Regions from separate parts of the Homo sapiens genome. Here regions 1, 2, 4 and 5 are each linked to region 3. Evidence: read pairs that join two places in POLR2A ChIA-PET (ENCODE). Cell type or tissue: MCF 10A. All regions are shown on one strand. Links, peaks and the distances in the headings refer to the core of each region. The heading gives the core; the rest is flanking DNA.

Region 1 (4,543 bases), core at 406-4,405, 130 kb after region 3:
AGATATCTGATGTAGGGTGCAGCAGAAGAGAGGCCTTGTCGGCTGTGGGGAATCCTTTCAGAAGCAGCAGGGAAGATACAGACATGTTGAGGCCCCGCGGAGGAAATGGCTAGCTGCTGGGTGGTTTGGGGAAGTGGGCAGATCCATTGATTGTAGGAAGGGTCAGAGTAGAAGATCAAGTACCACGGCTCCAAGGAGGAGAGAACAAGTTAGAGAATGGAAAGAACAGGTGGATGATCGGAGTGGCCGGAGCAGAGTGAGCCACAGGAGGGTGGAGGGAGATGGTCGGAGGTCAGAAGGGCACAGTGCCAGCCGGGAGGCTGGTGGGCCGTTATCTGGACTTGGGCTGTTACTGAGAAATAGGAGTCATTGATGGATTTTGAGCAGAGGAAGGACAGGAGCTGACTTGTGTTTTGAAAGGATCACTGGCTGGCCGGGAACGGTGGTTCACGCTTGTAATCCCAACACTTTGGGAGGCCAACGCAGGCGGATCGCTTGAGCTTAGGAGTTCCTGACCAGCCTGGCCAACATGGTGAAATTTGAAACCCCGTCTCTACTAAAAATACAAAAAAAAAAAAAAAAATTAGCCGGGCGTGGTGGTTTGCACCTGTAATCCCAGCTACTCGGGAGGCTGAGGCAGCAGAATCACTTGAATCCAGGAGGCGGATGTTGCAGTGAGCTGAGATGGCGCCACTGCACTCCAGCCTGGGCGACAGAGTGAGACTGTGTCTCAGAAAAAATAAAATAAAATAAATAAGTGGCTGGGCATGGTGGCTCACGCCTGTAATCCCAGCACTTTGGGAGGCCAAGGCAGGCGGATCACGAGGTCAGGAGATCGAGACCATCCTGGACAACATGGTGAAACCCCCGTCTCTACTAAAGACACAAAATATTAGCTGGGTGTGGTGGCATGTGCCTGTAATCCCAGCTCCTCAGGAGGCTGAGGCAGGAGAATTGCACGATCCTGGGATACGGAGGTTGCAGTGAGCTGAGATTGTGCCACTGCACTCTAGCCTGGGCGACAGAGTGAGACTTTGTCTCAAAAAAAAAAAAAAAAAAAGGGAGAGAAAAAAAAATAAAAGGATCACTGGCAGCCTGGGTGGTACAGTGTGTGTATGTGTGTGTGAGTGCATGTGTACAAGCGTTTGCAAGGGCGGAAGCAGAGAGCTCAGGTAAGATTCTTGCAACCATCCGGATGGGAGATGGTGTTCTACTGAGCTCTAATATATGTCAAGTGCTGTGTTCAACTCTTGAGGGCATGATGGTGAAGAATTCAGACAAGGTCCTTCCTTGCCTCGTGAAGTGCTCAGCCTGGTGCACAGTTTCTCAGCCTCTGCACTATTGACATTTGAGGCTGGCTAATTCTCCGCTGGGGGGTCTTGTCCTATGTGTTGTAGGATGTTTAGCAGCACTAGATGCCAGTAGCACTCCCCACTTCCCTGAAAGATCTTACAACCCAAAATGGAGACAACCCAAAATGTCCCTAGGCATTGCTAAATGTCCCCTTGCGGGGGCAAAACCACCGGTCCAGTGGGAGGGAGAAACAGAGCGAACGAATCTATAGTCTTCTGCCCATAAAAGTAATTGCTAGGAAGAAAAAAGAGTAGGGCCTGAGTTTTCCTGCTTTTCATTTTCCTTCTGCTCCTGCATCCCTTGCTCGGCGCCCCACCCGCGCTGTGGCCATCTGCCTGATGAGGGGCGACCATCCACCCCCTGCCCTTTCCACTAGCCCTTTTTGTTTTCCCTCCCGCCGTTTGCCTAATCCTGCCAGTCCCTCCTAGAAAGAGGTAAAAAAACAAAACAAAACCAAAAAACCCCACACCCCTCTCCTAGTAGGCATCTTCTCCAAGGGAGGGAGGCTCCTATCTGCCTCTTTGTGGCTGTAACATGACACAGTCAGCTCCGGGCTCTGAAGGTGAGCCCTTCTGTCACCGTGCCCGAAGTTGGCCTCGGTTCTAATTGGCCAGAAAGGAACAAAACAAAACAAGATATTTAAAACACTTCCCTGACTCAATCCTGTCCATTTCGCGTAACGGTCAGAGAGGCCTGCTGTAGCTGGAGGCCGATAACTGCAAGTGTGCTTATTTTTGTAGGCAGCCGAACAGGCTATCTCGGGATGCAGCTTGTGGGGCCGCTCCTGCTGCTGCTCGCCTGGCTGGAGGCCAGCGGAACGGGCGAGCCATTTCAGGGAGGCCAGGCCTCAGCTCGTAAGGTGCTGGGGGAAGGGAGCTGGGGCCAGCCTTTCCTCTCCCTCGAGACCAGTGTTGTTACTGTGACACTCTGCCTGGCTCCCCACAGCCTGATTCTGTACCCCAATCCTCTCTGTACCCTGGGAATATTAAGAGAGACACGTTTTAATCTATTTTTATTAGCTCATTGCTTATTAATATCACCAAAGAACCTGCTTGTTTAGGCCTGTGCTGGCTTTTCTAGCCAGAGGCAGAATGATTGGACTGTTTTCTTCCCTTTCCTTAAAGGGCTTAAAGCCAGGGTTTCCCAACCTTGGACATTTTGGATCAGATACTTCCTTGTTGTGGCGGGGCTGGTCTTGTGTACTTATAGGATGTTTTGCATCATCCTTGGCCTCTACCCACTGGATACCGGTAATACAACCTCCCTAACTGTGACAACCCACACGTCTCCAAGCATTGCCAAATGCCCCCTGAAGGGCAAATCCCCCCATGGTTGAACCACTGGTTTCAGGGAATATAAAAGCCTAATTTTAGAGATGGCAAAGTGTTCCCCCTTGACATCTTGCATCTTGCTGGAGGTTGGGAGGGAGAGGGTCGCTTCCTCTGGGCCTCAATCTGTAATGAGGGGCATTTGAATGAGTCTAATCTAAAAGTTTCCTTCAGCGCCATCATTCAATACTGAAAACCCACCTCAAAAGGGTGGGTCTTCAGGTTGCAGCATTGAGTTGTGATGATGCCACTGCACTCAAGCCTGGGCGACAGAGCGAGACACTGTATCAAAAAACAAAAAAGCAAAAAACTGGTCTACCTCCTAAAAGAAAACACAGATTATGCAGTTGCTGTTCGTAGGTTTCAGCCTCATTGTTTCTGCTGTGCTTGGTTCGGCTTTGCTTTTGCTTCTTTCTTTAGAGCCAGGAGAAGGTACAGAGTTTAGGGATGTGAAGTGCTAACGGGGTGGACATCTGATCTCTGGCACTTCCCAGCTGTGTGACCTTGGGCAGCTCACTTCACCTCTCTGGGCTTAGTTCCAGGTTTCTAACAATGCCACCTACTTCAGGAATCAGTCTATGTAAAGCACTAATTTAGAAGTAACTGCTGGGATACTCACTGCAGTGGGGCTTTAAGAGGAGCTGCTGAATGGATTTCTAGATTGAGACCTGCAACATTTGGTTTTATTTCCTGCTTATCAGCCACATTCCATGAAGCCCAGGACCAGCCCTTCGTAGGCCTGCCCCAGGCTTTCTTTTCAATCTGTGTTCCTCCCAGGATTCCATCTGCCACCATACTTTTGTGTCTGTCCCCAGCCGAATTGCTGTTTTCCAGATAACCTCAGACCTACCCGAATGCCAACAGCATTCCTCAAACAGAGCAGAGCTGCCAGAATAAGCCAGCAGCTTCCTGCTCTTTGCCCCAGAAAACATTTCAAGTGATCAAGTGATCAGAGAGAGGGAGGGAGGCGGGGAGGATGCTGTAGCTGCTTATGCAACAAGCTTTAATCCCAGGTTAAAATCCACCACGCACACCAGCGGCATATTTTATTTCCTCATTGGTTCGTGGACTTAGCTGCATGGGAGATCTGCCACCAACCCCACAGTCCTGTTTGTTCCCCTCAAAGCAGCACCCGCAGAAACAAACAGCATTCCATATGGGATGGCGGTGGAGGGCCGCTGCCCACACAGCTAGGAGGGTGAGCACGCACTGCTTCACTGTGGCCTCCACCTCTCGCCTCCTCCCATTTAGTCTCCCCATGCAGCTTTCTACCTCCAGGAAGAGCAGGCCCCTCCCTTTTGGTGAGGCCCAGGCCTGCTGTCCTGAGCCCTGGAGCTTTGTCAGGTTGGGTGGCCATGGAGCTGTCCCTCCCTGCAGCTTGGCCTCAGCAGCCTAAAACAGTAACAACAGCAACATCCTGTCCGTTTTTATAAAGCCTGGGTCCTGCCCTGCCGTACAGTGAGTTTCGATTCCCAGCTCGTTCCTGAGCCTGTTTGATATGAGATTCCCGGCCAGGAAGAATTTATGTACAAGCAGTGGGCATCTGTTGTCCATGTGGGGGTTGGGGGGGGGCAGGGAAAGCAAGCCATCAGCTCTTCGTTTTCTTTGTGGGAACCGTGTGGGACAAGAAAGCCCACAAGTCCTAATTTTAGGAGGAGAGGGGAGACTTTATTGCTCCGGAGTTATGCCTCCTGGCATATGGCTGCGTTAACTCTGGACGCTTTCTCCAGCCTCTAAAGAATGGTGTTTATTTAGCTTCTGTGGTTCCAGGTTGCTGTTTTAAAAAATCCTGTTAATTAAGCACCTTGTCATTTAAAATGCCGAAGAAGGAAAGAGAGCGAGAAAGCTGGGGACATTTTACG
Region 2 (4,543 bases), core at 218-4,217, 61 kb after region 3:
AGACGTGATCCACAGTGCCCAGCCTGTATGACTACTTTTGAGCTACAACTGCAGAGTTGAGTCATTGCACCAGAGCCCTCTGGGTCTGCAAACCTAGAGTACTTACTCTCTGGCCCATTATGTAAAAAGTTTGCTGACTCCAAGTATAGATGTTCTTCAGTGTACTCAAACATCGCTTGACAATGAACAGTTAGTGTTCATTCCAAATGTCTGTGGTTACAGAGAGTGCTGTGATACATAACGTGTCCATGTGCAATTGTCCACGTATGCAACTTTCTCCAATGTCAGAAAATCCTAGAAGCAGAATTGCTGGGTCAAAAGATATGTGCATTTGTAATTTTGATAGAAATTGTCAAGTAATTTCTAGAGATTATATCAGTTTACATTCACTCCCACCAGCAGCAAATAAAAGCAATCAATTTCCCAACACATTTTCTAACTTAGTCTGTTATCAGGCTTTTTGATCTTTGTCTAAGTGGCGGGTTAAAAATGGCATGTCAGTATAATTTTAATTTTCATTTATTTTATTGTGAATATATTTGTATCGTAGGGCTGCAATGACAAATTACCAAAAACTTAGTAGCTTTAAACAACCAAAACATGTTCTTTCACAGTTCCAGAGACTAGAAGCTCAAAATCAAGGTGTCAGCGGGGCTGGACTCCCTTCTAAACCTCTAGGGAAGATTCCTTCCTTGCCACCTGTACCTTCTAGAGGTTGCCAGCAATTTTTGTTTTTCCCTGGCTTGTAGATGCATTACTCCATGCTCTGCCTACATCTTCACCTGCCTTCTCCCCTTGTATGTCCATGTCTCTGTGTCCAAATTTTTCTCCTTTTTCCTTTTTTTTAAAAATGTTTTTTATTTTTTTTCTGTTTTGAGACTGAGTCTCACTCTTGTCTCCCAGGCTGGAGTGCAATGGCACAATGTTGGCTCACTGCAACCTCCGCCTCCCGGGTTCAAGCGATTCTCCTACCTCAACCTCCGGAGTAGCTGGGATTACAGGTGCACGCCACCACACCTGGCTAATTTTTGTATTTTTAGCAGAGACAGGGTTTCACCGTGTTGGCCAGGCTGGTTTCGAACTCCTGACCTCAGGTGATCCATCCGCCGCTGCCTCCTGAAGTGCTGGGATTACAGGTGTGAGCCACCGTGCCCAGCCTAAATTTTAAAATACTAGACATCAGTATGACGTACTACTCAGCCTTTGATTTCACTTGCTTATTAAGTATATTTACACTATTTATGACACCAACCTTTTCTCTTTTTCTCTCTTCCTTCCTTTTTTCTTCCTTCTTTCTTTCCTTTTCTCTTTCCTCCCTCCCTCCCTTCTTCCCTTCCTTCCTCACTCTCTCTCCCCCTCACTCCCTCTTCTCTTTCTCTTCTTCCTCTTTTTTTTTTTTTTTTATGCTCCACTTCCTCAACATTCTTCCCTTACCCCAAGTTGCCGTTTCAGATCAGGAAGATTAAGAGGCCATAGATAACCTTTCTTAACTTTTCTGTGAATTATTCTTTTTTGTTTTTTCTTTTTTCTTTTTTGAGACAGAGTCTTGCTCTGTCGCGCAGGCTGGAGTGCAGTGGAGCGATTTCGGCTCACTGCGGCCTCCGTCTCTAGGTTCCAACAATTCTCCTGACTCAATCTCCTGAGTAGCTGGAACAACAGGCACGCGTCACCATGCCCGGCTAACTTTTGTACTATTAGTAGAGACGGGGTTTCGCCACATTGGCCAGGCTGGTCTTGAGCTCCTGACCTCACGTGATCCACCCACCTTGGCTTCCCAAAGTGCTGGAATTACAGGCGTGACTCACCGCACCCTGCACTTTTCTGTGAATTATTCTACTGCAAGCTCAACTTGATCAGATCCTGTTCATCAGTAGAGAAGCAAAAACTAACCAATACAAAACACACATCAGGGTTTCTTAGCACAAAGATGAGTGACAGAGGTAATTCCAGCTCTCTCAACAATCCTTCAATAAAGAGATACTATACAGAAAGTGTTTAAACCACAGCTTTAAATAAACAGTGAGTAATTGATCAACTCTCCCACTGTTTTTATGCAATACATGATGGCTAAAAAAATTAGAGTGTTTCTTGAATAACTGGAAGTTGAATAATGTACTTATGTGTTGCAAGAGTTTCCAGTTTCAATGCAAGAAAATATACCATAAATTGGCCGGACGCGGTGGCTCACGCCTGTAATCCCAGCACTTTAGGAGGCTGAGGCGGGCAGATCACGAGGTCAGGAGATCGAGACCATCCTGTCTAACATGGTGAAACCCCATCTCTACTAAAAATACAGAAAACTTAGCTGGGCGTGGTGGTGGGCACCTGTAGTCCCAGCTGCTCAGGCGGCTGAGGCAGGAGAATGGTGTGAACCCAGGAGGCGGAGCTTGCAGTGAGCCAAGATTGCGCCACTGCACTCCAGCCTGGGTGACAGAGTGAGACTCCGTCTCAAAAAAAAAAGAAAATATACCATAAATCCATAATTACATTTTCCTTTTAAGATACAATACACAGGGCTAGGTATGGTGGCTCACCCCTCTAATCTCAATGCTTTGGGAGGCTGAAGTGGGAGGATCACCTGAGGGCAGGAGTTTGAAACCAGCCTGGGCAAGCTGGGCACCATGGCTCATGCCTGGAATCCCAGCACTTTGGGAGGCCAAGGCAGGTGGATCACGAGGTCAGGAGATTGAGACCAGCCTAGCTAACACGGTGAAACTCCGTCTCTACTAAAAATAAACAAAAAATTAGCCAGGCGTGGTGGCAGGTGCCTGTAGTCCCAGCTACTTGGGAGGCTGAGGCAGGAGAATGGTGTGAACCCAGGAGGTGGAGCTTGCAATGAGCTGAGATAGCGCCACTGCACTCCAGCCTGGGTGACAGAGCAAGACTCCATCTCAGGAGAAAAAAAAAAAAAAGAAAGAAACCAGCCTGGGCAACATAGTGAGACTCCAATATGTACAAAAAATTAAAAAATTAGCCAAGCGTGGTGGTGCCTGTCTATAGTCCCAGTTACTCAGCAGGCTGAGGTGAAAGGAGTATCACCTGAGCCCAGGAGTTCAAGGTTACAGTGAGCTATGACTATGCTGCTAGTCATAGTAGCATATGGAGACCCTGTCTCTTAAAAAAAAAAAAAAAAGATACAATGATACATTTTCAACATTTACACACAGTTCCATAACTTGAACCTGGTTGACACTGACCAGCTTAAGCCGACCAGTTTAAGATGAAGACCAGCCAATTGTTTTACATTCCATTATTTTTTGATGTGTTGGGAGGGAGAGAGGGAGACAGGCTTTCAAGATCTTCCTCATAAATGCATTCAGTTGAATAAATGTGCTCTGAGTTAGAGCCGCACCTTCTGAAAATGAAGAGCGGTCATGCAGGCTGGAGTGGCTCTGCCATTTACTAGCTGTGTGACTTTGAGTAAGTTACTTAGCTTCTCTGTGACTCAGATTTCTCACCAGTAAGTGGGTGAAATAACAATATCTGCCTATTGATAACTTGATATATAATGTTATTTTATATGTTATAAATATGTATGTATATATATAACAGTAAATATAGTAAAGTACAATGCAGTATACATACACCTATACAGTATATATACATACAGTAATATAATATTAATATTATGTTACTATTAACTATTAATTATAAAATACATTATATGTATTATATATTAATATAGTATATATTTAATAATACATAAATATATATATAAGTATGTAGTGTTTGGTATATAGCAATAGCTCGATTAATGTTTATTATTCTTTTATATTTTTATTGATTTTTTTTTTTGAGACGGACTCTCGCTCTGTCGCCAAGCTGGAGTGCAGTGGCGCGATCTCAGCTCACTGCAACCTCCGCCTCCCGGGTTCAAGCGATTCTCCTGCCTCAGCCTCCTGAGCAGCTGGGACTACAGGCACCTGCCATCACGCCCGGCTAATTTTTGTATTTTTAGTAGAGACAGGGTTTCACCATGTTGGCCAGAATGGTCTCGATCTCTTGACCTCGTGATTTGCTCACCTTGGCCTCCCAAAGTGCTGGGATTACAGGCGTGAGCCACCGCGCCCAGCCTTTATTTTTATTTATTAACAGGACAGCGTCTCGCTATGTTGCCCGGGATGGTCTTGAACTCCTGGGCTCAAGCAATCCTCTGGTCTCGGCCTTCTAAAGTCCTGGGATTACAGGCGTGAGCCACCTCACCCAGCCTAATGTTTATTATTATTATTGGCATAGCAAGAGTTCTCACACCAGACCACAGCATTCTAACCTCCATAACTGTCCCATGATGTTAGAAATGGACCATCATACCGAGAAATGACCTTGTCCCAGCCACATACTTGTATGGGCCCATTATCTCACATCCATACTTTTATCAAAAAACAAAAACAAAAAATGCAGAGGTGGGAGGATTTCTTGAGCCCAGGAGTTCCAGACTAGCCTGGGCTATAGTGAGACTGCCATCTCTACAAAAAACAAATACACAAAAAAGTTTTCTGGCCAGGCACAGTGGTTCACACCTGTAATTCCGGCATTTTGGGAG
Region 3 (4,543 bases), core at 383-4,382:
ATCTTATCTGAGACCAGCAGTAGATCTAGAAAAGACCACTCATTTTATCCTGTCCTCTCATTACCCTATTCCAAGATTCAAATTCCGAAGAGTAATCTGTTCAATTGATCTAGCTTGGGTCACATGTTTTATATGAAAGGAACTCCAGACCGGTAACAATGGTAACTAGCCTGCTTGCAACTTGCTCTCAAATGATTTAGGGAGAAAAAATGCACACACACAGGGAGAGAGAGTACAGATGAGCAAATATGGCAAAATGTGATCAATTAGTACGTTTAGGTTTAGGGTACACAGGTTTGTTTGGGGTTTTTTTGTTTGTTTGTTTTCAGGTGAAGTCTCACACTGTCATCTAGGCTGGGGTGCAGTGGCGCGATCTCTGCTCACTGCAACCTCTGCCCCCCAGATTTAAGCGATTCTCCTGCCTCAGCCTCCCGAGTAGTTGGGATTACAGGCACCTGCCACCAGGCCCAGCTAATTTTTTGTATTTTTAGTAGAGACAGGGTTTCACTATGTTGGCCATGCTGGTCTTGAACTCCTGACCTTGTGATCCACCCGCCTCGGCCTCCCAAAGTGCTGGGATTACAGACATGAGCCACCTTGCCCGGCCTTTGTTTTTATTTTTTGAGATGGAATCTCACTCTGTCACCCAGGCTGGAGTGTAATGGCACAATCTCGGCTCACTGCAACCTCTGCCTCCTGGGTTCAAGCGATTCTCTTGCCTCAGCCTCCTGAGTAGTTGGGATTACAGGCGTGCACCACCACGCCAGGCAAATTTTGTTTTTAGTAGAAATGGGGTTTCACCATGTTGGCCAGGCTGGTCTTAAAATCCGCCCGCCTCAGCCTCTGAAAGTGCCGGGATTACAAAAGTGAGACACCGTGCCCGACTGATTTTTTTTTTTTTTTTTTTTTTTTGAGACAGGGTTTCACTCTGCTACCCAGGCTGTAGTGCAGTGGCATGCTCACGGCTCACTGCAGCCTGGACCTTTTGGGCTCAAGTCATTTTCGTGCCTCAGTTTCTGTCCCTACTGCTATCTCCCACATTCTTCCCTCTTTCATTGTGTGAGATATAGCCAGATACCCTAATGGTTAAGAGTGTGGACTTTCCAGGAGTTCAAGACCAGCCTGGGCAACAAGGTGAGACCCCTGTCTCTACAAAATTAGAAAAATTATGGCCAGGCGCAGTGGCTCTGCCTGTAATCCCAGCACTTTGGGAGGGCCAGGTGGGCAGATGACTTGATCTCAGGAGTTTGAGACCAGCCTGGGCAACATGGCAAAACCCTGCCTATACCAAAAAAAAAAAAAAATTAGCCAAGTGTGGTGGCATGCGCCTGTAGCCTCCCAGCTACTCAAGAAGCTGAGGTGGGAGGATCACCTGAGCCAAGGAGGTTAAGGCTGCAGTGAGCCAAGATCGTGGGGCTCACGGTCTCAAAAATAAACAAATACATACAAACATACATAAATTAGCCAAGTATGATGGCATGCACCTTTAGTCCCAGCTACTGGGAGGCTGAGGCAGGAGGCTCACTAGAGCCAGGGAAGTCAAGGTGATTACACTCCACCCTGGAGTCCAAAAAGAGAAAAAAGAAAATGTGGGCTTTGACACTCACTGCCTAACCTGCTAAGCTGGTTCTGCTACTTACAAAGCTGTGTGATAGTGGCTGGTTATTTGAACTTTCTGTGCCTCCATTTCCTAAAGTGAGAACACTGATAATGATAATAATAGCAACAACAATAATGCTTATGTCATAGGGTATTATCAGGATTAAATAGAACAGCATAGTGAAAGCTCTAAACACAGTGTCAAGCACAGAGCACTCAAATGTTAATAATGATAATGTATGGCAGTTCCAAACTTGCTTCGTAGGGGTTAATATCCAAGGGTTAGTAACAATGTTCTCCTCCCTCACCCCACACCATATTTTGCTTCATGATAGTAATTACAGTGTGAAATTTCCCTGCAAGTGAAAATAGATTCCTTGGGTAGAAGCCTAAACCCTGCACATGCCTAAAACTCTGTTACGAAATACCTAATCTGAAAATGAGCTGGCACAGCCCCAAGCTCCACCCCCAGGCTGTACTCTGAACCACTTTTCTCCCTGGGAAGGACACACAACTGAGGGGGAAAGAGAGAGCAGAAGAGAGAGATCAAAAAATGCAATTTAGGGTAAACAAGTACTTGACTTCTTGTTTTGCTTAAAAGAGGGGAAAAACACCCCTGAGAAGAATCATATTTAAGACAAATTTTTGGAGATAAAGAGCAGCCTGAGCTTTACAACCCAGAGTTGCCTTATTCATGCCTCTTCCTTTAAACTCAAATCAGGGTTTGGTGACCTGTGATTTTTGTGCCAGAGATGACACATGCGCCTGTTGGAATTGGCACCTGGCCTGGCTGCAACAGACTTGTCCTGCTCCACAACCTGCAAATGACTCCACAGCTGGAAGAATTTGAAGCCCAGCTCATTTTTGTTTTGCTTTTCCTTTCTAGACTTACATATTAAACATATTTGCCTTGGAAGAAAAAATCATTTGCTATCAAATGCTTTAAAAGTACCCACTGTAAGAGGGCTAAAATAAAAATAAGGACTATGCTCATGTTGGCAGCACATACACTAAAACTGAAACAATACAGAGAAGATTAGTGTGGTCCCTGCACAAGGATGACATGCAAATTCTGTGAAGCATTCCAGTTTTGGGGTTTTTTTTGGTTTTTGTTTGTTTGTTTGTTTGTTTTTGAGACAGAGTTTCGCTCTTGTTGCCCAGGCTGGAGTGCAATGGCACAATCTCGGCTCACTGCAACCTCTGCCTCCCGGGTTCGAGCCATTCTCCTGCCTCAGCCTCCCAAGTAGCTGGGATTACAGGTGCCCACCACCAGGCCCAGCTAATTTTTTGTATTTTTAATGGAGATGGGATTTCGCCGTGTTGGCCAGGCTGGTCTTGAAATCCTGACCTCAGGTTATCCGCCTGCCTCAGCCTCCCAAAGTGCTGGGATTACAGGCGTGAGCCACCGTGCCTGACCCCAGTTTTTTGTTTTGTTTTGTTTTGTTTTTTAAGTGTTAACCACAATGTAGAGAAATTGAACCATTTGTACACTGTTGGTGGGACTGTAAAATGGTACTCCATTTCGCAAAATTGGTGGGCAGTTCTCCAAAGTGTTAAACAAAGAATTGCCATATGACCCATCAATTATACCCCTAAGTATATACCCAAGTGAATTGAAAACATATGTCCATGCAAAATCTTGTACAGTAACATCCTTAACAGGTTTGCCATGTAATTGATTGATAATAGCCACAGGGTTTTAACTTTTATGTTTTTAAAGCTAGAATCTTAACTTACCTTATACATTCACCCCTGGCATAGAACTGTTTGCATGCCCCAACATCTCTACTCCTTCCATGTTCCTACTCTGTAAGTACTAAATCACTGGAAGAGGGTTTATCCTCTCAAATAAGCTTACTGCCATCACTTTAAAACTCATTTTCTTTTTTTTTTTTTTTTTGACAGTTTTGCTCTTGTCGCGCAGGGTGGCGTGCCATGGCATGGTCTTGGCTCACTGCAACCTCTGTCTCCCAGGTTCAAGCAATTCTCCTGCCTCAGCCTCCTAAGCAGCTGGAATTACAGGCACCCACCACCATGTCCGGCTAATTTTTGTATTTTTAGTAGAGACGGGGTTCCACCATGTTATCTAGGCTGGTCTTGAACTCCTGATCTCAGGTGATCTGCCCGCCTCAGCCTCCCTAGGTGCTGAGATCACAGGCATGAGCCACCACACCTGGTCCCCAAATTCATTTTTTAAAAAAGGAAGTGTTTTACTCCAGGGCTGGAGTCAGCCAACCTTTATATGATGGGATACCAAGAGTCAGCCAAACTATATATGTTGGAATATCATGTAGTCAATGAAACATTATGAAGCTGTTTAACACTCAGCAGTTAAAAAAGATCTCCCAGATACTTCACTTTTAAAAAAAGTTGTGGATACATTGTAGGTGTATATATCAATGGAGTACATAGGATGTTTTGTTACAGTTTTGCAATGTGAAATAAGCACATCACAGAGAATGGGGTTCAGACACTTTTAAGTTAAAAAAAAAAGGTAAAGCAGTATGTATAATAGGCCTTTTTTTGTGTTACAAATATGTATATATATAGGCCAGACGTGGTGGCTCACGCCTGTAATCCCAGCACTTTGGGAGGCCAAGGTGGGCGGATCACCTGAGGCCAGGAGTTCGAGACCAGCCTGACCAATATGATGAAACCCCATCTTTACTAAAAAAATACAAAAATTAGCCGGCCATCTTAAAAAAAAAAAAAAAACCTACAAAAATTAGCCGGGCATGGCGGCGTGCACCTGTAATCCCAGCCACTCTGGAGGCTAAGGCAGGAAAATTGCTTAAACCCAGGAGGCAGATGTTGCAGTGAGCTGAGATCGCACCATTGCACTCCAGCCTGGGCAACAAGAGTGAAACTCCATCTCAAAAAAAGAGAAAGAAATACAAGTGTCAATACTGAATCACAATGTGAAATATGTTTGTTGCTGTTCTGC
Region 4 (4,543 bases), core at 150-4,149, 120 kb before region 3:
TTATACTAAAAGTTTTTAATAAAGGTAACTGAAACATTTCCTTTATTTTTAACCTTAAGTCACTAATTTTTTTTTAATCTTTCCCACATCGCTTTTCCATCTAGAATATTCCTGCCCTTCAAGATTAATTTGTCACCTCTGGTAAAACCATCCCCGACTCTCCCAATTAGACAAAAGTTTTCCCTTCTTTATCCTAAGCATTTTCCATATTTTTACTATAACATTTTACATATTACACTATTTCTGTCTCTGCTTCCTACCTTGTAAGCTCTAAACCATTGTGTAAACTTGTATGTAACTCTATTTTTTACAAATTTTTTTTTTAACTACCACCATTCCTCTTCTCTTTTCAAACTCCAGTTCTCCTTTGCTTTCCCATCAGCTGTACTTTTGACCAACTCCACATCTTCTTAAAATACAGAGAAGGTTCTCCTTTTACAGAGGTAAAAAGAAATAATTTGGCTGGGTGTGGTGGCTCACACTTGTAATCTCAACACTTTGGGAGGCCAAGATGAGAGGACAGCTTGAACCCGGGACTTCAAGACCAGCCTGGGCAAAGTGGCAAAACGCCGTCTCTACAAAAAATACAAAACACTTAGCCAAGCGTGGTGACGCACACCTGTAGTCGCAGCTACTCGGGAGGCTGAGGTGGGGGTATCACCTGAGCCCAGGAGGCAGAGGTTACAGTGAGCTAAGGTTCGCGCCACTGCACTCCAGCCTGGGTGAAGGGAGTGAGACCCTGGTCTGGAGGGGCAGAAGGAGTGGGGCTTTTTTATTTTGTTTTGTTTTGTTTTTGAGATGGAGTCTCGCTCTGTCACCCAGGCTGGAGTGCAGTGGCGCAATCTCGGCTTACTAAAACTTCCGCCTCCCAGATTCAAGCGATTCTCCTGCCTCAGCCTCCCAAGTAGCCGGGATTACAGGCAGCTGCCACCATACCCACCTCATTTCTGTATTATTAGTAGAGTCGGGGTTTCGCCATGTTGGCCAGGCTGGTCTCGAACTCCTGACCTCAGGTGACCAACCTACCCCAGCCTCCCAAAGTCCTGGGATTACAGGCATGAGCCCGGCCGAGGAGGAGATTTTTTAAACCCCAGTATTGTGTACCATTTTTTACCTCTGGGGTTTGTAGTTTAATTTTCCTTTGACAGACATAAGTATCTCTACATCAAAAGTAGTACTTATACCTAAGTTTGTCCCTGTGGCATATAATGAAAATAAAAACAGCAGAGGAAGAAAGAGATAAATAAAAACCAAGGGTTTTAGCCATGCTAAGGTAAGTGAGAAAGAACTGGATAAAGAAGAGTGGTGAGGAGGGACAGTGGGTATGTGCACAGAGCAGAAATGAAATCTGATATAAATTAAATTAATAAGCAATAAAGATGTAAAGGAGAGATGATCACAGCATATGCCCCATTCTCTTCTAATCTATTCTTTCCATCTACCTCACAGAGGAAAAGACAGTATTGAGAAGTAAATGTTAAAGCTTAAGAGATGACAACATTAGCCACCTGGTAACCAAACAGCTGAGAGCAGCAAGGATGGTACATAAAGTGTACCATGGTACACTAAGTAAACAATGAAGAGGGGGAATGGTAACCATGGTCAAATGCAAGACAGATAAATATTCCTAAACCAGAGTGCCTGTAGAGTAAAAAACAAAATAACAAACTTCCCACTATAGTACTAAAGTTAGCCCTGTCCAGCAATATCAAAAATAGAGGCTACAATGAGTTTGTTCACCTGCAACACTGATGTTACAAAAATTAAGACTGTAGAAATAAATGTAAAGCTAATAAAAGACTTTTGGGTTGATTTTTCAAAGAAAAGATATTGAAGGTAGAACAGAGAGATGTCCTTCTTATAAAGCAAAGAGGTTGGAGCAGATCTGTAACTCTAGCAACACGACACGGCAAGTCTGACTCACAAGACTTCCTGAATAGGTCATCATCTGTACTGCTGCTTAGTCTGTGGCTCAGTCCTTTTTTTCCTGACCTCACAGCTTATTACTCTTCAGTAATCATTAAATAACTTTAAATTCAAAAGAATCCTTTTTTAAAAATGTTTCCGGGCCAGTTTCAGTAGCTCACACCTGTAATCCCAACGCTTTGGGAGGCTGGGGCAAGAGGATTGCTTGAGCCCAGCAGTTTGAGACCAGCCTGGGCAACATAGTGAGATTCTGTCTCTGCAAAAAACACAAAAATTAGCTGGGCATGGCAGCATGTGCCTGTGGTCCCAGCTATTTAGGAAGCTCAGGTAAGAGGATCACTTGAGCCCAGGAGGTCAAGTCTGCAGTGAACCATGATCACCGCACTCTGGCCTGGGGGACAGAGCAAGATCCCGTCTCAAAACAGTAACAATAATAATAGTTTCCATATCCCTAGAAGTTATGTGTCTGATAATAGAATTTGTCTTTTCAAATAAATCTCTAAAGCCATTATTCATCTGATGACAACAATACAAATAATGAATAAGAAAATATATATCAAAAAGTTAAAAAATAAAAAAAGCTTTCAACATTATTTGCTTTCTGGAGGGTGGGGTAGCACTGGTAAAAAGGTTAAAAGGTATCAGAACTGAAAACTCAATAAAACCCTTGACCCTCTCCATTCCTCTCCAAAAAATAGCTACCGTCTTATGTGGAGCTAAACATTTATACCATTAGGTCAAGATTGCTTCAGGGAAGAAATGTGCAGTAAGCAAAAATATAAAATACTGCAAAGAGGAGGAGAAGTACATCATTCAATTTAAAATACAACATTAAAAAATAAAAATAAAAAATAAAATACAACATAGCTTGGTTTTTTCTTTGTTGCTATTCAAATGTTAGTTTCATGATCCATAACTTTTTTTTTTTTTTTGAGACGGAGTCTCGCCCTGTCACCCGGGCTGGAGTGCAGTGGTGCAATCTCGGCTCACCACAATCTCTGCCTCCCGAGTTCAAGGAATTCCCCTGCCTCGGCCTCCTGAGTAGCTGGGACTACAGGTGTGCACCACCACAACCAGCTAATTTTTTTGTATTTTAGTAGAGATGGGGTTTCACCATGTTGGCCAGGATGGTCTCAAACTCCTGACCTCGTGACATGATCCATAACTTTAAAGAACTTTTTTTCTGTACTTCACAAAACCTGCCTATCCATGTCTAGTAAATGAAGCTGGGGGCACCTCATTATTATTAGAGAATATCTGAGGCAAGAAAATTTTATTACGAACTTCTGTAAAATCATCCATACACCTAAACTGGTTAAAACCAAAACCTACTTCACCAAGTATCTTAAGAGTGGTCACTGTTCAACATATCGGGTGTCATCCACATAGAAAAAGGAAATAGTATCCCCTATGCTAAGTGCTTGGGGTAGATGAATTGTTGATCAAAACAGGAATTTTTTTGCCTTCAAGGAGCTGATGACTCGGTGTGAGGAATTAACAAACTAGTAAGTAGATCATCAGAAATTGTATTATATGCTACAAAACGTCTTTATTTAAAATTAATGGCCGATTTGTGATTCAGAAACAGAAACAACTGAGTACCAGACATATCCTATAATGTTATACAGCTGTTCAAAGTCCTAAATCTCTATAGTAGATATGTTTCTTACTAATAAAAGAAGTAGATTCAGGTTAACAACTAAATGCCCCTGAAATTGGCCAAACTTCAGATTGGTTAGCTCAGACCTCCTCCGTATTTAAGCAGCACAGAATAGAGGCAGCTGTAGCAGGAACTGGGTGTGCTACAAGATACCAAATACAACAAGGTGAAAGGTTTAAGTCAAATGCTTCTAGAGTTCCAACCAAATTCACTAGATTTCAAGCCTTTTGATCTCAGGATTCCTTTACCTCTTAAAAACTGGAAACCTGTAATAACTTCTGCTATGTGGGTTATGTCAGTATTCACCATATTAGAAATTAAAACTTAAGAAACATTCACCTTTTTTTTTTTTTTTTTTTTGGAGACAGGGTCTCAGCTCTGTCACCCAGGCTGGAGTGCAATGGTGTGATCACGGCTCACTGTAGCCTCGATCTGCTGGTCTGAAGTGATCCTCCCACCTCAGCCTCCCGAGTAGCTGGAACCACACGCATGTGCCACCATGCCCAGCTGATTTTTTTAATTTTTAGTACAGACCAGGTCTTGCTATGTTTCCCAGGCTGGTCTCCAACTCCTAGGCTCAAGCAATTCTCCCACCTCGGCCTCACAAAGTGTTGGAATTACAGGCATGAGCCACCAAGCCGGACTCATTCACTTTTTTGGTTTATTTGTTTTGTTTTGTTTTTTGAGATGGAGTTTTGCTCTTGTCACCCAGGCTGGGCTGGAGTGCAATGCCGCAATCTTGACTCACTGCAACCTCCACCTCCCCAGTTCGAGCGATTCTCCTGCCCCAGCCTCCCAAGTAGTTGGGATTACAGGTGCCCGCCACCATGCCCGGCTAATTTTTGTATTTTTAGTAGAGACAGGGTTTCACCATGTTGGCCAGGCTAGTCTCAAACTCCTGACCTCAGGTGATATACCTGCCTGGCCTCCTAAAGTGCTGGGATTACAGGCATGAGC
Region 5 (4,543 bases), core at 281-4,280, 52 kb before region 3:
GGAGCTTGCAGTAAGCCGAGATCGCACCACTGCACTCTAGCCTGGGTGGCAGAGCGAGACTCCGTCTAAAATAATAATAATAATAATAATAATATAAAAATAAAATAAAATCAACAAAAACTAGGAACTTTCCTAAAGTACTCCCACCACAGGGTTTAAAGAGAAACGATATGCTGTGACCCAGAAAAACATCTTAACGCCACAGATGGGGTAAGAGAAGGGCTTTAGGACGTCACCCTTTCAAGGAAATACAGAGTGTGTTTATTCACTCGACAAATGAATGATGAACATCTACCATATGCCAGACACCTACCTAAGTGTTTGAGATATGTCAGTGAGCAATGGGGACTAGGATTCTTGTTCTTGTGGAGCATATGCTTTATAATTAAACACAATAAATAAGTAAAGTATTAATATATTAGAGCATTAGTGCTATAAGGTCAGAGGTTCCGGTATTAAATAGGGTGGTAAGGGTGGGCCTCATTAAGAGTGTAAGAATTGAGACTTTAAAGAGATGAGGAACTTAATCAGACATATGACAGAAACATTCCAAGAAAGGGCATACCCAAAGGCAAGAATGTGCCTGCACTGGATGAAGAACGGTACTGGATCAAGAATGAACAAGGAAGACAGGAATGATAGGTGAGATCAGAGATGTAACAGAGGCAGGCCGGTAGCGGTGGCTCATGCCTGTAACCTCAGCACTTTGGGAGGCCAGGGCGGGAAGATCACCTGAGTTAGGGAGTTCAAGACCAGCCTGACCAACATGGAGAAACCCCATCTCTACTAAAAATACAAAATTAGCTGGGCGTGGTAGCACATGCCTGTAATCCCAGCAACTCGAGAGGCTGAGGCAGAAGAATCACTTGAATGCGGGAGGCGGAGGTTGCAGTGAGCCAAGACTGCGCCACTGCACTTCAGCCTAGGCAACAAGAGGGAAATTCGGTCTTAAAAAAAAAAAAAAAAAAAAACAGAGGCAAGTCACAGAGTCTCATTGAAACAAAGTAAGAACTTTCATTTCTACTCCGGGTGAAATAAGAAACCTCTACATAGTCTAGAAGAGAGGAATGACAAACCGGTTTAGGATTGTAAAAGATCCCTCCAGCTGTTACGTTACTAACAGGATACAAGGAAACAAGAGTAAAATGCAGGAAGACTTATTAGGATGTTATTACAATAACTCACAGAAAATGTTGGTTCAATGGAATTACTGAGATGTGGCCAGACACTACATATATCTTAAAAATAGCAAGGAGATAAAAGAGTAGTCAAGGTTTTTAAGCCTAAGCAACAGCAAGAATGAATTACCAACAATGAGAAAGAAAAGGCTTTAGTGAAGATCTTACAGGGAAAATGATGAGATTGGTTTGGGACATGTTGAGTTTCAGTTGTCCATTAGAAATCTAAATGAAAAGGTTCAGAGGACAGTTGGATATACAAGTGAGGAAACAAAAGAGAGGTTTATCTCACATAAACAATATACAGGCCTGGCACAGTGGCTCATGCCTGTAATCCCAACACTTTGGAAGGTTGAGGTGGGAGGATCACTTGAGCTCAGGAGTTCTAGACCAGCCTGGGCAACATGGCAAAACCCCATCACTATAAAAAATACAAAAATTAACCAGGCATGATGGCATGCCCCTATAGTCCTAGCTATTCAGGATGCTGAGGCAGGAGGATCGCTTGAGCCCAGGAGGTGGAGGTTGCAATGAGCCATGATCACACCACTGCACTTCAGCCTAGGCGACAGACCGAGACCGTGTCTCCATATATATATCACAAAGATGATCCAATATATGTATAGTAGGAATCCCAAAGAAGAAAACCAAGGCAGTAAGACAAAAAAAACAAAAAGCAAATAAAAAAAAAACAGCACTAAGAAAACCTTCATGATATTGAGAAAAACAGAGACAAAAAAAGAAGAGGGGAAGGAAGCTTGAAACTATTAATACATATTGAAAAGACTCACTGAATGCCCAAGGAAAAATGTGTCAGACCAACCAACACCAATAAGATTACAAAGGCCAGGCGCAGTGGCTCACGCCAGTAATCCCAGCACTTTGGGAGGCCAAAGCAGGTGGATCACCTGAGGTCAGGAATTCGAGATCAGCCTAGACAACATGGCAAAACCCTATCTCTACTAAAAATACAAAAATTAGCTGGGCGTGGTAGTACATGCCTGTAGTTCCAGCTACTAGGGAGGCTGAGGCAGGAGAATCCCTTGAACCCGGAAGACAGAGGTTGCAGTGAGCCGAGATCCTGTCACTGCACTCTAGCCTGGGCAACAAAGTGAGACTCTTTCTCAAAAAAAAAAAAAAAAAAAATCCTATGGATATCTAAACAATTACAAAAAAAAAAAAAAAGCTACATTGCTCAAAGAAAAACAGGTCGACATCATCATACTGTAACAGCTATGCTCTGTGCCAGAAGACAGTGGAATGACATATTTCAGATACTGTGGAACAGAATTTTATCATCACCAAGCCAGCTTTTAACTATTAAAGCTGCAGACAAACTTCTCAAACATAGGGGAACACAAGGAATACTGTTCCCATAAGCTCTTCCTGAGGAATTTATTAGAGAAAATGAATTCCAGATGACCCAAATAACTGGAAAGTCCATATCAACATAAAAATGGTAGTGGGCATTAAATATATATTTATCTGTAAAAACCTGAATGAGGGTTCTAAGTGACACTTTATACTACATAATGACTATATGTTCCAACATTGTAGCTAGAGCACAACTATCCATAAACTGAAGTATGAAGAGATAAAAACTGGAAAAAAAACTGGCTGATTACCTGATATCAACTGAAAGAAAAAGATATTACTTTAAATCAAATGCTTGGGAAGAAAAAGAAGTTACTAGGTAATTTCAATAGTATTCAAAGTAAGAAACCAACAGAAAATAACCAAAAAATTGGGGGGGCACTAAGTCTATTACATAAGGATTTTAATATAAAGGCAACATCTAAAACAAAATACAAACTTCATAAATTTTTTTAAATACCCACAACAATTAGTCAGGCATGCTGACACATGCCTGTGGTCCCAGCTACACAGAAGGACCGCTTAAACCCAGGAGGTTGAGGCTGCAGTGAACCATGTCAGCACAACTGCATTCCAGCCTGGGTGACAGTGAGACCCTGCGTTTAAGGGAAAAAAAAAAAAAAAAAAAAAGTAGTATTAAATAAAAGACAAATAAAGATACATTATCATGAACATCCATCCTACACCTAACTGAAAAAAAAAAACTTGAACAAAATAAACCCCAAAAAAACAAAAGGGAGAGATTAATAAAGAATAGGATTGGATCCTGGAACAGAAAAAAACACAAGAGTGGAAATTTGACAATATCTGCTACTTAGTTAACAGTATTATACCAGTGTTAGCCTTAGTTTTGATCACTATAACATGGCTATGCAAGTTATTAAATTGGGGGAATCGGGGTGGAGTACACAGGAAAACTCTACTATTTTTGCAACATTCCCAAAAGTCTAAAATTATTTCAAAATAGTTTTTTTTTAAACTTTGAGAAAAAAAATGTTTTTTACCACAGGAGAATACTAGTAAACCAACTTGTTATTTTAAATACTAGTAAATAGAGTCTAACATATATCACATCTTTCCTATGTAAACTGTACCCACACCAGGTGACCAAATACTTGATTAGAAAAAGCTTTTCTTGGCTGGGCACAGTGGCTCACGCCTGTAATCCCAGCTCCCTGGGAGGACAAGGCAGGTGGATCACCTGAGGTCAGGAATTCGAGACCAGCCTGGCCAACATGGTGAAACCCCGTCTACACTAAAAGCACAAAACTGAGCCAGGCGTGGTGGTGCGCACCAGTAGTCCCAGCTACTCGGGAGGCTGAGGCAGGAGAATCACTTGAACCCAGGAGGTGGAGGTTGCGGTGAGCCGAGATCCCACCATTGCACTCCAGCCTGGGCAACAGAGCAAGACTCTCTCCAAAGGAAAAAAAAAAAAGAAGAAGAAGAAAGAAAGAAAAAGTTTTTCTTTATAGTATCTGCTAATATTAACAACTCAAAGAAAAACAGACGTCATGTGTCTTCTGATAAACCACACTCCCTGGGAAGTAGTCTCACTGTAGTAGCCAGCACCAAGATGACATCCCCAGTGACACCCATCTCTAGGTATTCATGAACTTAAGCAGTCCCCTCCCATACTGTATCAAAGTTGGTCTATGTGACCAAAAGAAAAGTGACAAGCTGTCACTTCTGAGGTCACAAAGGCATTTCAAATTCCCTCCTCCTTTTCTCCTTCTCTCTGATCACTAGCTCTGGCAGTAGCTTTAGGACACTCAGGCAGAAACTGAGACCTCCCACCAATGGTCACTGAGTAAGCCACCTCGGAAGCAAATCCTCCAGCCTTTGTTAAACCTTCAGATGACTGCAACCCATTAAGAGTACTAAAACCACAACTCCCCAGCTAGGCTACTCCCAGAGTCCTAACCTTCAGAAACTGTGGAAGATAATAAATACTAAGGAGTTTGGGAGGTTTATTTTGCTTTGTTTTGAAACAG

The links. ChIA-PET counts read pairs that join two places held together with the same protein. Peaks named below come from ENCODE experiments on the same cell type or tissue, not always from the same donor. Only the 100,000 strongest peaks of a DNase experiment are listed, where the experiment ranks them.
Region 1: POLR2A ChIA-PET joins it to region 3 with 15 read pairs; 19 of 35 experiments call an interaction of 5 or more read pairs at or near these places.
Region 2: POLR2A ChIA-PET joins it to region 3 with 36 read pairs; 17 of 35 experiments call an interaction of 5 or more read pairs at or near these places.
Region 4: POLR2A ChIA-PET joins it to region 3 with 10 read pairs; 18 of 35 experiments call an interaction of 5 or more read pairs at or near these places.
Region 5: POLR2A ChIA-PET joins it to region 3 with 11 read pairs; 26 of 35 experiments call an interaction of 5 or more read pairs at or near these places.

The regions. Positions count from the first base shown.
Region 1 is chr20:47,358,336-47,362,878 of GRCh38, reverse strand. No RefSeq gene overlaps it. Among named protein-coding and RNA genes, the nearest start is that of ZMYND8, 3.9 kb to the right of the region's middle. RefSeq lists enhancers at 1,800-2,094, 1,965-2,114, 3,460-3,754, 3,319-3,926, 3,927-4,534 and 1 more and cis regulatory regions at 1,702-2,357, 3,860-4,073. In MCF 10A, for the core only: no CTCF peak of the experiment used is centred there; DNase peaks (open chromatin) are centred at 1,978, 2,508, 3,638, 3,918 and 1 weaker place.
Region 2 is chr20:47,429,866-47,434,408 of GRCh38, reverse strand. No RefSeq gene overlaps it. Among named protein-coding and RNA genes, the nearest start is that of LINC01754, 20 kb to the right of the region's middle. In MCF 10A, for the core only: no CTCF peak of the experiment used is centred there; DNase peaks (open chromatin) are centred at 1,728 and 2,098.
Region 3 is chr20:47,491,128-47,495,670 of GRCh38, reverse strand. It overlaps the pseudogene RNU6-563P. Among named protein-coding and RNA genes, the nearest start is that of NCOA3, 8.5 kb to the left of the region's middle. In MCF 10A, for the core only: no CTCF peak of the experiment used is centred there; DNase peaks (open chromatin) are centred at 2,050 and 2,370.
Region 4 is chr20:47,608,044-47,612,586 of GRCh38, reverse strand. All of the region lies in intron 2 of NCOA3 (nuclear receptor coactivator 3), which reads right to left. Among named protein-coding and RNA genes, the nearest start is that of NCOA3, 110 kb to the right of the region's middle. In MCF 10A, for the core only: no CTCF peak of the experiment used is centred there; a DNase peak (open chromatin) is centred at 1,926.
Region 5 is chr20:47,542,956-47,547,498 of GRCh38, reverse strand. All of the region lies in intron 1 of NCOA3 (nuclear receptor coactivator 3), which reads right to left. Among named protein-coding and RNA genes, the nearest start is that of NCOA3, 43 kb to the right of the region's middle. In MCF 10A, for the core only: no CTCF peak of the experiment used is centred there; no DNase peak of the experiment used is centred there.